Linked DNA regions of Homo sapiens: region 1 is linked to region 2. A link is an interaction called in ENCODE POLR2A ChIA-PET data of the cell type or tissue named here. Cell type or tissue: CD4-positive, alpha-beta T cell. All regions are shown on one strand.

What was found. Peaks named below come from ENCODE experiments on the same cell type or tissue, not always from the same donor. Only the 100,000 strongest peaks of a DNase experiment are listed, where the experiment ranks them.
Region 1: POLR2A ChIA-PET joins it to region 2 with 7 read pairs; 1 of 35 experiments calls an interaction of 5 or more read pairs at or near these places.

The regions. Positions count from the first base shown.
Region 1 is chr17:64,835,741-64,838,240 of GRCh38, reverse strand. It overlaps the pseudogene PLEKHM1P1. Among named protein-coding and RNA genes, the nearest start is that of MIR4315-2, 15 kb to the right of the region's middle. RefSeq lists silencers at 883-1,342, 1,433-1,522. In CD4-positive, alpha-beta T cell, no CTCF peak of the experiment used is centred here; DNase peaks (open chromatin) are centred at 310, 591, 1,050 and 1,490; H3K4me3 peaks cover 1,943 bases; H3K27ac peaks cover 737 bases.
Region 2 is chr17:63,427,810-63,430,309 of GRCh38, reverse strand. No RefSeq gene overlaps it. Among named protein-coding and RNA genes, the nearest start is that of CYB561, 17 kb to the left of the region's middle. In CD4-positive, alpha-beta T cell, no CTCF peak of the experiment used is centred here; no DNase peak of the experiment used is centred here; H3K27ac peaks cover 437 bases.

The DNA of each region.
Region 1 (2,500 bases), 1.4 Mb before region 2:
CAGCACTTTGGGAGGCCGAGGCGGGTGGATCACCAGGTCAGGAGATCGAGACCATCCTGGCTAACACGGTGAAACCCCATCCTACTAAAAACATAAAAAAATTAGCCGGGCGTGGTGGCGGGCTCCTGTAGTCCCAGCTACTCGGGAGGCTGAGGCAGGAGAATGGCGTCGACCCAGGAGGCGGAGCTTGCAGTGAGCCGAGATCGCGCCATTGCACTCCAGCCTGGGCGACAGAGCCAGACTCCGTCGCAAAAAAAAAAAAAAAAAAAAGAAGAAGAAAAAATTAGCTGGGCGTGGTGGTGCACGCCTGTAGTCCCAGCTGCGTGGAGGCTGAGGTGGGAGAACCGCTTAGTCCGTGAGGTCAAAGCTGTGGTGAGCCGTGATCGTGCCACAGCACTCCAGTCTGGGCGACAGAGTGAGACCCTGTCCCAAAAAAAAAAAAAAAAAAACAGAAAGGAAGAAAGAAATCCTCTACACGGGCTAGAAGAGAATAACCAGACCCCTAAGCTTCAAGCCAGGCGGTGCTAATGGGCGAGTTACACACGGGAGTGTGCCCAAGGGGACCTCAAGGCGTTCCCTTGGGATAAAGTGTGGTCAAAACAGCTGTGTTTATCCTGAAAGCGCAACGCGGAGGCTCCAATTTGGGCCCGGGCTCCGCCCCACGGGCTGCACTGCTGCCCTCGGAGAGGCAAAGATAGGGCAGGCGTTATTAGTCCCACTCACAAGTGGGAACTCTTCAGCTGAGGGAGGCGAAGTGACAGCCCCAATGTTGCACAGATGGTTCTGAGGCCAAACGAGGTCAGGAACCCAGAAGCCAGGATCTAGTTTGACGCAGACCTGCGGGAGGCGGGCGGTAACGGATGCGTTCTCCCTGACACCGGTGCCGTCGCCTCTCTGCGCCCTGCAGGCGCCCCCAGTTCCCCAGCCTCCCAGACCTCGCATCTGCCCCGGGGCTCAGCTCCCAGGGACTTCCGGGAGCAGCTGGCCCCGCCCCAAGGCTCCTTCGGGCTGCGCGATTGGCACCGCGGGCCGGGGGCAGGGCCGGAGCGCCGAGCCAACGTGATGGCGTCAGGGGCCGGGGCGCTGCTTCCTGTTGTCAGTGGCCGAGAGACCGCATCGTCGGCTCGGAGGCTGAGGGGCTGCCGCAGCCGGGAGCCCCCCTCGCCTCGCTCCTCGCTCCGCTTGGTGAGTTAGGGGGTCAAGATGCGAGGAGGGCGGCGGAGTGGTGGGAGGGCCGAGGCGCGAACGGGCGGTGGGCCTCCCGCTCCCTCCGCGATTCCCAGCCCCTGGTTACCCTGAGACTGCCCGGCTTCAGAGCCCTCAGCCCTGTCCAGCCCGCGCCCGCTCCGCTCCGACCCAGCCTTCCCCCTGCACCGCCGCTGTGGCCCCGTCCCCTCCGTCTGTCCAGCCCCCAGCCCGCGCCCGCATCCCCTCACCAGCGGTCTTGCTTAAATGCAGCTTCACTCGTGACCCCATTTTACCCCAGTTCCAACCCCGATCTCGGCCACGTCCCTTCGCCCCGCCCTGACACACCTCATCCTCTCTCCCCACCCCTCTGGTAATCCCGATGCTCCGCGCTCACCTCCCCGAGACCCACCATTCAGGTTTCCCCTTTTCTGGCTCAGCTTTCTTATCCCAGTCACCCCCATCCCCTGTCCAGCTCCCCAAGATCTGCTCATCCTAAACATTCTACCTCCGCCCTCTCATCTAAGACCCACCCCCAAAGTAGGTGCCCTGTTGAGCTCACCGCTTTCTTCTGGATAACTCCGATCTCAGCCTTATTCCAAGTCGTAACTGTGTCTTCTCGTCCTTAGTCTCCTAGCCCACTGTATACCTTCCTTTGCGTCTCCTGCCGTACTGAGGACACCCCATCCCTAAGTCTTTGCCAAACTGTCCCGAACTCTTGCTGCCTCCTTTCCTACCACCCTCACCCAATCTTGTTAAAAATGACATCTCCATGTCCTTTCACCCCCGCTGACCCACCGCAACTCTTCACCCTAACTCTGCGTCCATTCCTTCCCTCGACCCAACTCCCATTCAACCTGAGAACTTAGTGCAGAGTCGCCTGCCAACTCCACCAGCTGCCCCTCAACAGCCAAATGTAGGTGCTCACTCAGACCCGCAGTTACAGACTGAGCAGCATGATTGGCGGGTGCAGGGGCTCAGGTGGTAAATAAGGGTGGAGGAGCAGTGGGCTCTCCCCAACTCTTGGGTGGGGCCGGGGTTTTTCCTGGCATCTGGTCTCCTGTACCTGTCCTCAGGGATTGTGTTTCTGGCATTCATATTAAATGACTTGTGCTGGCTGCTGGAATGGTAGGTATCATTCAAATATCTGGAAGGTGAGAGATGGCCACTCACTCAGCTCACTTAGCACAGAATGATGGAAGCTGTCACTTCCTTCTGGTTGGTGTTCTCGCCCTGGAGAGCTTCTGGGAAGTTCTGTGTGGTGTTGGCTGTGGTCACAGAATATTGTTCATGTTCCTTTTCTTGGCACTTGTAA
Region 2 (2,500 bases):
ACTTCAGCTCTCAGGATCTGCTTCTGCATTTGTTTTGGAGACAGCAGTGTCGTCTGTCGAGGTGTGAGGAATACATTAGGGAACACATGTGAAGTCCCTATCACAGTGTCTGGGACACAATGGACCTCCCAAGAGGATGGCCTGTTAGAATGGACTCTGAGCACCTTCTCTTCTATGTGGGCCCTCTCTTCATCACAGGGCCTTCCAGACATGATACCTGTTATCAGTGCCCCATCTTATTCCTGAGAATGGAATAACTCAGCTGCCAAGACTCCAAGCTCCTCCAACTTGTTTTTAAAGCTGAAAGAGGGTGACTCCATTCCCCGCTGGTTCGCCTACCCATTCCCAGCCGACCGCAGGGGAGTTTGGCCACCATGTGCACGTGCGTACTGTGTCTGCCTGCAGTTACCAAAAGGTACCCATGAGCAGATATCCAGGGGAAGAAAGTCTGACTTACTTAGTGCTTCGGAGGATCTACACAGACTTCTGCTGAGTTTGCTGTTTGCTTCTACTCTGAGTAGCTTTTTATTAAGGTTGAGGGTAAATTCTTTTTAAGAAGTATTAATATTTTAAATGAATCACTCCTTTTCCTTTCCTCCAATGTCCCAGGACTTCTTAAAAAGCTGGGGGTTTGGCCAGGTGTGGTGGCTCATGCCTGTAATCCCAGCACTTTGAGAGGCCAAGGCGGGAGGACAGCTTGAGGCCAGGAGTTCAAGACCAGCCTGGGCAACATAACAAGACTCCATCTCTGCAAAACAAAACAAAAGTTAGCAGGGCGTGGTGGCATGCACTGTGGTCCCAGGTACTTGGGAGGCTGAGGTGGGTGGGTCACTTGAGCTCAGGAGGTTGAGGCTGCAGTGAGCTATGATCACACCACTGCACTCCAGCCTGGGTGACAGAGTGAGACTCCATCTAAAAACAAAACAAAACATCTAGGTCGGGCACAGTGGCTTATGCCTGTAATTCCAGCACTTTGGGAGGCTGAGGTAGGTGGATCACTTGAGGTCAGGAGTTTGAGACCAGCCTTGGCAACATGGCGAAACCCTGTCTCTACTAAAAATACAAAAATTAGCTGGGCATGGTGGCGGGTGCCTGTAATTCCAGCTACTAGGGAGGCTGAGGCAGGAAAATTGTTTGAACCTGGGAGGAGGAGGTTGCAGTGAGCCGGGCTCACGCCATTGCACTCTAGCCTGGGTGACAGACTCTGTCTCAAAAAAAAAAAAAAAAAAAAAAAAAAAAGAAAGAAAAAATATAAATTAAAAAGCTGGGGTTTTGCCAATGACTTTTTTTTTTTTTTTGAGATGGACCCTCGCTGTGTCACCCAGGCTGGAGTACAGTGGCACGATCTCGGCTCACTGCAAGCTCTGCCTCCTGGGTTCATGCCATTCTCTTGCCTCAGCCTCCCGAGTAGCTGGGACTACAGGTGACTGCCACCACGCCTGGCTAATTTTTTGTATTTTGTTTAGTACAGACGGGGTTTCACCGTGTTAGCCAGGATGGTCTCGATCTCCTGACCTCGTGATCCGCCCGCCTCAGCCTCCCAAAGTGCTGGGATTACAGGCGTGAGCCACCGTGCCCGGCCCCGACTTACCCATTTTTTAATGAAATAACTGGAGCAGCCCAGGAATGGTTTTGAGATTGAGCAGGTGGCTGCTGCCAGAGTCCCCTCTTCTCTTTGAAGGCAACTGTGGCATCTAGGCTGGGCTGTGTGTTGCCTGCAGTTTGTCTGCTTCCCTAGGCTTTGGGAAATGCAGGTATGCACAGCAGGAATGTTTGTTTAGCACAAATCTGATGTCAAGAGGAAGTGGTCTCCCTCCTCGCTTGTCCCTGAAGTAAACACAGAGGTAGCAGTTAAACAGGAAAGGCTGCAGGCTCAGTGCTGCTCCCCCGCTTCCCCACTCCCTTTTAGATGGTATTGAGTCTCCAGCCAGTTGCAGGAAACCTGCCACTTTTCCATTCACAATGCAGCTGCCTAGCTCTCTATATGGTGAGGACTGGAGTTCGACCAGATTTCTGATGAAAAGACAAAGCCCCTGGAAGCAGTGGGCCTCCAGTTGTGACGAAGCCCTTAGGTCTGCAGTGGGAGCTGTGCCCTCTGCTCGCTACCCTCTCAGCATGCAGCCTCTAAACACAGCCACTCAAGCTGGCAGCCCACCTCAGCCTTGGCTTTGGTAGGGTGGCTGGATTGGGTGCAGCTTCAGCTACAAAATGAAACAAGAGCTCAGTGCTCCCTGGGTATAGCTAGAGAGAAACCTCTTCCAATGAAGAAAAAGCCCCCCTTTCTCAACAAATGTCACAGGCCTGTGCTGACAGCTCCTTAGAACGGCGTCTCTTGTCCACAGCTCTCTTGAGGGCCTACCACAGTGTCCAACTCTGAGGAGAGGAGGTGCTCAATAACGTGACCGAGCAAATAAATGCACAAAGGGGTGGCTCTGAATGTCCCACAAGAGACCAAGCAAATCATCGGGAATTTGGCCTTAGCCCTAACCTGCCCAATTCC